Regions from separate parts of the Homo sapiens genome. Here region 1 is linked to region 2. The links are chromatin contacts, found by Hi-C or POLR2A ChIA-PET in ENCODE. All regions are on one chromosome and are shown on one strand. Each heading gives the region's core, a stretch centred on a gene start or an enhancer-like site at or near the end of the contact. The rest is flanking DNA. Distances are from core to core; before and after follow the strand shown. Region 1 overlaps SAMD4A (sterile alpha motif domain containing 4A). Region 2 holds the start of GMFB (glia maturation factor beta).

The links. Hi-C counts contacts between places; a loop is a spot of excess contacts on that map. ChIA-PET counts read pairs that join two places held with the same protein, here RNA polymerase II (POLR2A). Pooled maps may share reads with other maps.
Region 1: a map of endothelial cell of umbilical vein shows a loop between it and region 2 (13-fold over the local background). The contact joins the enhancer-like site here to the promoter of GMFB in region 2. A Hi-C loop is called at or near these places in 2 of 168 maps with a recorded cell type or tissue (PC-9 and endothelial cell of umbilical vein) and 5 of 50 pooled maps. POLR2A ChIA-PET finds 5 or more read pairs at or near these places in 2 of 52 experiments (MCF 10A and OCI-LY7).

The regions. Positions count from the first base shown.
Region 1 is chr14:54,651,993-54,656,598 of GRCh38, forward strand. All of the region lies in intron 2 of SAMD4A (sterile alpha motif domain containing 4A), which reads left to right. LOC112268133 (a long non-coding RNA gene) reads left to right here. Exons shown (of 2, transcript XR_002957606.2): 2 at 1-4,606. Among named protein-coding and RNA genes, the nearest start is that of SAMD4A-AS1, 34 kb to the right of the region's middle. RefSeq lists an enhancer at 968-1,704. Within about 2 kb of position 2,184, at least 20 of the 41 ENCODE cell types and tissues checked have a DNase peak (open chromatin) inside an H3K27ac peak, as active enhancers do; they include PC-9 and endothelial cell of umbilical vein, where a contact is called at or near this core.
Region 2 is chr14:54,486,113-54,490,814 of GRCh38, forward strand. GMFB (glia maturation factor beta) reads right to left here and starts at 2,868. Exons shown (of 7, transcript NM_004124.3): 1 at 2,813-2,868. The coding sequence starts at 2,815. RefSeq lists a silencer at 2,551-2,950.

The DNA of each region.
Region 1 (4,606 bases), core at 934-3,433, 170 kb after region 2:
AAGATGAATTATACTCAAGAGTTAGTGTTTCTCCAGAAGATCAGACCACAAGTTGTAGAAAGCACACCAGAACTTTGCACTTCTGCCCTTTATCTTAATTCCTAGCCCATGCTTAAGCCTTTTAGGATCTATCTACATCCACCTCACATAACCATCTAGAATTCTCCCAAAATCTTGTTTCAGTAGCCTGGGAATCATGGCAGTTATATCTGCATTTGTGTGTTTCCTGGCCATATAGTAAAAATGGCAAAAGAGATTTATATGGTCAAATCCCTAGCCTTTCCATTCCTTTGCTTTATAAATGAATAACAGTGATCTAAAAGCGAAAGAATGTAGCTAACCAGTGTCATTTGGGATCTTCTGAAGTAGTACGGAAACTCCACATTCTTCAGACCAACTTGCGGCATGCCAGCACATTCCTCTCCGATGAGGTGGAGGAATACTGGTGGCTGGCCTGGGACTTGTAGGACTGGGGCGGGGAGCTGCTGTTTAAAAATACATTTAATTATATTCCTTCTCTGCAGTAACATTGATACCATTTTTAGCCCATTACAAATACTGTGATTTTCATTTAAATCACGTCCATTATCTTATTGACCTAGTTTTTATTTTGTAATCAAAATGTTCTATTTCTGGATAGCCTCACCCAGAATCTTTTTTTTTTTAAAGGTTACAGACCCTTTGTGCAGTTTTTTCCTTTCGTATCTGCGTACAGATGGGCTGCATCTGTGTTCACACAGCAGAAAATGGTACTATATTGTTCCCTTTAAGAGTGTGGGTTTTCTCTACTTAATCTCGGACTCTTCATGGAGACACAGCTGGCAAGATGCCACGAGACCTCGCATTTGGTAACTGTTTTGGTGAATGGATATTGGGAGAGTTAAGTAATCCTATTTCTATTCGAAATGAGAATCCTGATTCTCTTCTTCCATTTTTGCTCTTTCTCTGTTCGTCTGCTAGTTCCCTCTGTGAGCCTTCTCTTTCCTCCCCGCCTCTCCAGCCGTCCACTATGAACCTCACGTAGCCCTGTCTTCATTCATGCCCTCTCGGGTGCTCCCTGCTGCTTGTAAGATCCCACTTATTTCTGGCCTTTGCTTTTTCTACATTTCTTTCTCTCCTGTTTCCTTCTTTCCCTCTTACCTTCTCTTCCTTGCTGTCAGCCATGTATTTCTGCACTCTGGTTGGAAGCTCACCCTGCAAAGAACACCCCGGAGGTGTTTCCAGGGCTCAGCTGTTTTTCACTCATGTCTAGGCAGGGCCTTGAGGCCCCTGAGGAACTTTCAACTTTGCCCTCAAGACTTCCTCTTAATATTATTATTATTATTATTATTATTATTATTATTATTATTATTATTATTATTTGAGGCAGAGTCTCGCCCTGTCACCCAGGGTGGAGTGCAGTGGCGTGATGATCTCTGCTCACTGCAACCTCCATCTCCCGGGTTCAAGCAATTCTTCTGCCTCAGCCTCCTGAGTAGCTGGGATTACAGGTGTGCGCCCTGACGCCCAGATAATTTTTGTATTTTTAGTAGAGACAGGATTTCACGATGTTGGCCAGGCTGGTCTTGAACTCCTGACCTCAAGTGATCCACCCACCTTGACCTCCCAAAGTGCTGGGACTACACACATGAGCCACCGTGCCTAGCCTCTCAATATTGTTTTTCACTGTCCTTCTTGACACATGAAAATAGGCTGTGCTTCTCTTGAGGCAATAATTGGATCAGAATTTTAGGATTTTTGCATGACCAGCCATTTTATTTTGTAGGCGAGGAAGCAGAAGACCTGAGAATGACTTCCCCTAAGATTCTGAGGCAATGGAGTGGCAGGACCAAGTCAGCCACCCCATCTTCCCCTTCCCACTATGTGGTTCTCCTCTTACTGCCCTCTGTCTTAGCCGGGGAATCTTACAGATGTTGCATCTGGTGCTTCCTGGTGTTCATTTCTTCCAACCACCATTTGCCCTTGCAAATACCATTCGGTATGAAAGTATTTTAGAGCAACTGAGTCTTCAGTGTGTCACTTTATTGCCAAAAGAAGACACAAACGATGGAGTACAATGGTAGGAGTCTCCGGCTGGGTTCTCAGGGATTTTCTCAGGAATTATGTTTTGCTCCAAGTCGTTTCAGTTGACGTATTCATTCCTCAGAACCGGTAGATGACTATGACATATAATACCCAAGCTTGAGCTCTTTCCTGTCTAACTGGAGTCTCCCTTTTAATCAGGAAACCACATTTAAAGCTGTGTCCTGAACTCTGCCCAGCATGTCAGCTTGGCCAGGAAGGACAGGGAATTCCTACTGGTAGTAGCCACTGGGGACTGAGGGAGTCACGGGAGGTCAGATGGGAGCTTAGCAAGAAAGACAGCAGCAGCACAGGGTACATTCAGGCTGCTAGGATTGTCTTTTTGTTTGCGAAACTCCCTCCCTGGTTGAGGTCAGGAAAAACCTAGGATAGCAACCCCCTGGGCCGGTGACCCCACACTAGGATTTTGTGATCTAACCATTTAAAAAAAATTGTTTTTAATTGAGGAGGTTTAACATAGTGTTTAGCTTTGATCTTGAGAAGTAAGGATATTAAAAACAGCAATGTTGAGATTGTCATGTAATGTTACAGTCCTTTCATGAAAGAACAGGCACTTCAGAATCAGAAGTAGGAAGAATAAAATCTCAGAATGAAGGCTAGTCCTCTATTCTGTACACACGTAGCTTCAGGAAAAACTTGTACTGTGTTATCCAGATATTTCCTATTTAGCCACAGGTCAGCAAAAATTCTATCACAGAAGCAGTGTTGGTCTGTGATACTTGGGAACCACCAGCCTTCACTCCATGGTTGGTGCATCCCTGCCCCTGTTTCCAGGAGCAGTGTGCATGAGGAAGATGGCGTAATGACAGCACATCAGTGCCTGGCTCATATGTCATCAGTGCTCAGGAAATTGAGTTGATTTTTATTCTCTTAGATAGTCCATATAGCAGAGACATAAATTAGGCTGGATGACCATTTCAGGTTGGATTTCAAGGGACACCGCTCTTCCTTGGCTTTTTTCATCGGAGACTAGGATCTTAGCCTCAGCTTTGCAGATCTGAAGCTGGATTTTTATCATGTATTTTATGGATGACCTGGAAATACTTACACGTCCAAGCTCACAGGAGGCTACCCCATAAACAAAAATATCAGCTCATTATTTTGCGGATGAAAGATAGGCTTTTTCAGAGACCACATTGATGGATCAGTCTGCCTCCCAGTCATATGTCCTTCCCACAGCTGGAGGTAGGGAGTGGATGCTAGGGTGGCAATTACGGCACACACTTTCCTTGAGGAACACAGAATCAGTGCAATGGCAGTTGGTTGACTGAGTTTATTCCAGTCAAGTTAAGGAAGAGCCCATTCTACTTCATTGACATTGTTTTCTCTTTGTTGAGAGACATTAAAACATAGTGGTTAAGAATATAGATCCAGGAGCCGGGCGCAGTGGCTCACGCCTGTAATCCCAGCACTTTGGGAGGCTGAGGCAGGCGGATCACCTGAGGTCGGGAGTTCGAGACCAGCCCGACCAACATGGAAAAACCCCGTCTCTACTAAAAATACAAAAAAAAAAATTAGCCGGGCATGGTGGCGCATACCTGTAATCTCAGCTACTCGGGAGGCTGAGGCAGGAGAATCCCTTGAATCTGGGAGGTGGAGGTTGTGATGAGCCAAGATCATGCCATTGCACTCCAGCCTGGGCAATAAGAGCGAAATTCAGTCTCAAAAAACAAAAACAAACAAACAAACAAAAAGAATATAGATCGGGAGTCAGAATGCTTGTGTACAAATTCAAGCCTTGCTTCTTACTACTTTTGTGGTATTGGGCAACTTATTTCACCACCATTTTATCATCTGTAAATGGGGATAATAATATTTGCCTCATAGGTTTGTTTTGGTGAGGAACAACTTAAGTTTTGGTGAGGAACAAACATAGGTTTGTTTTGGTGAGGAAAGGAGTTAATACATGGAAAGTGCTTAAAATAGTGTTTGGCATATAATAAATGGCAATAAATATTAAATATTAACATGTAATGTTAAATAATACTTAATATTATTACTAATATTACCAAGGAAGCTAGTTTTGTGGTGGACGTGGAAAAACGAACACAAATCAGACAGGCAGAATTGGTTAGAGTCTTACCCTTTAACTTTCCTTACTGTAGAATTCACTCTCCACTAACCTATGGTTTCCATTTGTTATTCTTCATTGTTTCAGTGGATTTTCCAACTGTGTCACTCTGTCTAGATTGTTCTTTAATGATTACATTTAGAGTTGACTATTCCTTGTTGACATATGGAGAGACGCTTTGATCTGAAACCATCAAAGGCTTCTCTCTCCATGTCACATCTTTGGAGAGGCTTCTGGTCATGGTATGTGGACCCATGTCAGCTTCTCTTTCTAGGTCACCACCTTTTTTGGCCTTTACCCCTTGAGTTTGAACTTTGACTTATTTAGTAGTGGCAAGAGAAGCCCCATGGCTCTTGATATACCAAGTACCAACCTGTCTGCCAGATACTGAAAGATGCCGAGATACTTACACAGTTGTTCTTTAAAATAATAAGCTGCACAAATAATAGTAAA
Region 2 (4,702 bases), core at 1,618-4,117:
GGTGGCAAGCGTCTGTAATCCCAGCTACTCGGGAGGCTGAGGCAGGAGAATCGCTTGAACCCGGGAGGCTGAGGTTGCAGTGAGCCGAGATTGCACCACTGCACTCTAGCCTGGCGACAGAGCGAGACTCCATCTCAAAAACAAAAACAAAAAAACAAAAACAAACAGACCCCAACTCTCAGCATATACAAAAATCAAATCAAAATGGATTAAAGACTTAAATGTAAGATCTGAAACTATACAACCACTAGAAGAAAACACTGGGCAATTGCTTCAGGACATTGGTCTGGGCAAAGATTTTTTTGAGTAAGACCTCAAAAGCACAGACAACTAAAGCAAAATAGACAAATGAGATCATATCAAGCTAAAAAGCTTCTGAGAGGAAAGAAAACAACGAGTGAAGAGACAACCTACAGAATGGGAGAAAATATCTGCAAATTCTCCACTCAACAAAGGATTAATAATCAGAATATACAAGGATCTCAAACAACTCAATAGCAAAAAATTCCCATTTAGTCCTAATAATAGTTAACATGTATCAGACCCTATGAGAGAAACACTGTTATATCCTTTACATAGATTTCCTTTTATGTTCAAAACAATCTCACGAAACAGATACTATTATTACTCCCATTTTGCAAGAAACTAAGGTTTAGAGAGGTTAAGTATCTTTCCCCAATTACATAGCTAGTGGAGCCAGGATTCAACCCAGGCAGCCTATCTTAACTCACTCTCTTAACCACTACAAAGGAGGTGGTGACAGATTGGATATTGGGGGTGGGGGTGGGGTGTGAGTAAGCAAAAAAAAGGGTTACCAGATATACTAGGCTTCTGGCTGGTATAACAGATTGTCTTGTATAACAGACAGAAGACTAGGTTTGAGGAGAAAGGGCATGAGTTCTACTTTGGACAAACTGAGGTGGCTTTGAGGAGACCAAGTGGAGGAAAAGCTTCCCAGGGGAATGGTAACTAAATATTGAAATATTAATATATAGATCTGGGGTCAGGCGCGGTAGCTCACGTCTGTAATCTCAACACTTTGGGAGGCCGGGGCAGGTGGATCACTTGAGGTCAGGAGATCGAGACCATCCTGGCTAACATGGTGAAACCCCGTCTCTACTAAAAATACAAAATTAGGGCCGGGCGCGGTGGCTCACGCCTGTAATCCCAGCACTTTGGGAGGCCGAGGCAGGTGGATCACGAGGTCAGGAGATCGAGACCATCCTGGCTAACACGGTGAAACCCCGTCTGTACTAAAAATACAAAAACAAAATTAGCCGGGTGTGGTGGCGGGAGCCTGTAGTCCCAGCTACTCGGGAGGCTGAGGCGGGAGAACGAACGGCGTGAACCAGGGAGGCGGAGCTTGCAGTGAGCGGAGATCGCGCCACTGCACTCCAACCAACGCGACAGAGCGAGACTCCATCTCAAAACAAACAAACAAAAAAACAAAATTAGCCGGGCGTGGTGGCACATGCCTGTAATCCCAGCTACTTGGGAGGCTGAGGCAGGAGAACTGCTTGAACCTGGGAGGCGGAGGTTGCAATGGGCCGAGATCCCGCCATTGCACTCCAGCCTGGGCCACAAGAGTGAAACTCCGACTCAAAGAAAAAAAAGTACATACAGATCTGGATTGGATCTCAGAAGCAAGGTCTTCTGAGCTGTAAATTCACAAGTCATCTGAATATAGATGGTAACTGAAGCCATAGTTTAGGATGAAGAATACAGAATGGAAAATGAAGGATTAGGATGAAACCTGGGACTCCTTCGAGCATTGTCCAGGGAAAGGAGAATAGTCTGAAAGGGAAACAGATGGACCAATAGGAGAAGTAGGAGGAGCTCTGTATCCCAGAAGCCAAAGGGGAAGAATGAAGGAAGAGAATGCTTCAAAAACAAGAGAGTATAACACTCTGGAATGCAGCTAAAAGGTCAGAGAAGACGAAAACTGAAAAGAATCCATTCGATTCAGTGACCATGACAAGATCTATTCGATGAAAGTGGGCTGAGAATTGAGTGGATGGTCACAGAGAGCAGTGTTTTGTTGTTTCTAATGAAATTTACCCATATTTTAAAACCTAATGGGATGGATCCAAAAGATCCTTGATGGCGATTTATTTAATTTTCCACTTTATTTTTATGCTTGGGGTCCATCCCATGTAAGAACAGAAGCCACAGCCCCCAGAACCAACAAAACTAAAGTTATTGACAATTACTTTAAGGCCCAGTGCCAAAGCTTTGGGTCGAAAGGTTTCCAACTGCCATAGGAAAGCAAAGATAAGGAGAAATCCTCTGTAGGAAGCTAGGGAAAGGAGCAGAGAGAAAGAAGCTAAGGTGAGGCCGAGAGAATTCAATCGGAATTCGAGTCCTCCCCCAAAACGCCGCCAGGTGGAAGATGCTCGGGGCCCACCAACCCCTGGAACCTGGCCACGGCCCTGGCAGGGAAAGCAGGAATTGAGGGAGCCCTCCGATGGGGCAGACCCCTTTCCCTCCAACCTACAGCTCAGAAGCTGAAGCCCTCCAACCAGAAGGACCTGGCGTGGGGCCTCCCCAACCCCCCTGCTCGTGGCCGCACCCTAGTCCCATGGCCCGCTGGGCGGGTCCACCCCGGGCCCAGCTGGAAGATGCTGCCCTGAGGCGTGGTGGCGGCGGCAGAGGCCAAGTACTCTAGCTATGGGCACTGGCCAGCTGCTGGGAGCGGAAGCGGCCGCCGAGCCCTCCTGGGCGCTGCCCGCCGCCGCCGGCTCCGGAAACCGGGAAAACCCGGCTGGCCGGCTCGCCCAGCCCTCCGGCCCCCGCCCTCCCAGCGGCAACTCACCATTTTCCTTCCGGCCGTCAGCGGCCTGTCGCCTACACTCGGGCGCCTTTAAGAATGGCACGGCGGCCGCCTCCCTTCCTGCCCCGGCGCCTGGCCCAGTCGCCCCCACCTATCAACGCGGCCTCAGCGGGCCGGCACGTGATGGCGGACGGCAAAAGGCGCGGCTCAAAATTAGACAGAATGCGATCGCCTGATTTTTTTTTTTTTTTTTTTTTTTTTTTTTTTCTTTTCCCTGCTCCCTCTAGAGGAGGACGCTCTGCCTGGCTGCAAGTGAGAAACAAACCCAAGGTGCATACTTAAAAGTCATGCCAGTTCTCCGGACCTTTTTCGCAGTCTTCAAGCTCTGAGAGCATGTTAATGGTGACATCAATGTTTTCAATGGTAAATGTGTGTACTGACCGCAGCCTACCTTCCAAATTTGATCTCCCTCAAATCTAGGCACACCTCCTTTCCTCCCACCCTCTCCAGAACCCCACTTCTGACCACGGCTGCCTTCCAGGACTTGGTTAATCAATCTCTCTCTCTCTCTCTCTCTCTTTCTCTCTCTCTCCCTCCCCCTTTCCCTCTCTCTCTTACACACATTTCTTCTCTCTCACACACACACACATTTCTTCTCTCTTCTCTCACACACACACATTTCTTCTCTCTCTCTCTCGTCTCGCTCTGTTGCCCAGGCTGGAATGCAGTAGCACGATTATAGCTCACAGCAGCCTCAAACTCCTGGGTTCAAGCAATCCTCCTACCTCAGCCTCCCCAGTAGCTGGGACTACAGCCGTGTGCCACCACACACCCGGCTAATTTTTAAATTTTTTTGTAGAGATAGAGTCTCCCTATATTGCCCAAGCTGGTCTTGAACTCCTGGCCACAAACAGTCTTCCTGTGTGCCTCCCAAAGCGCTGGGATCACAGGCGTCAGCCACCATGCCCAGCCTCTTTTCTCCATACAAGTTATTTATTGAAGTATGAATGAATGATGATTGGTGTTTCAATGAGCACTCTTATGGGCCACTGCCTAAGTAAACATCAAGAAGTCTCTGTACCAGATGCAGACTTAGTGGAACAAGTCCAGTTTTGAATGCATGAAGAAAGTGGTTTGGGAGAAGTAAAGTTTAGGCTCTAGGATTCAACAGGTACCTTCAATAAAACAAACTGCCTGGGGCAGTACCTCATTTTGTTATGACCATGGGTTCTTGGTCTCTCAATGCAAATTGACCTGAGGCCAAAAGAGTTTCTCCAGGCAAGGCTTCATTGGAGCTTATGCCGGAGCATAAGGGAGGCAGCATAAGAGAATGAGAGAATTCCCTGACTGACTCTCCTAAAAGAGCACAACAAATTAGGGGTAGTTTATGCAGGTCAGCATTATCTGTTTGCCAGGGTTGTCTTGAGTAATGGGCCACCCAATGGTCTGGTTTGCGGCAACAAGGCTGTGAATCAATTGTTCAACATTCCTCTCCAAGGTGGGACACTCTCAACCTTGGTTATCTCCTAAGGCCAGTCATTGGAATTCTTTAAATAAAAGGACTATTAGCAGTAAGGTAGTGGTGTGGGTTTGTCATGAGTGGAAATGCATGAAAAAAATGCTCTAGTGTGGGTGAGCTGAAGCCAAGCCCCATTTCTACTGTTTTTCATTTCCCCTTATAAGATTTTACCTTCCTTATTCTTAAGGAGAAAGGGCCAAAGATCTTATCTTCTAAAGCTACTTCCTGCTGAACAGGGTTGTCATCCCTGCTTAACCCCGGGGGGCATGGAAATCTCTCACCGACTGTTCTACAGACTTGAAGGGACTTGGAATAGTTGAAGCCTGGAAGACATAAACTTTAACAACTGTACCCCTATTGAATATAACAAATAATTATTTTAAAAGCCAAATAGCACCCAGTGATAACTAATA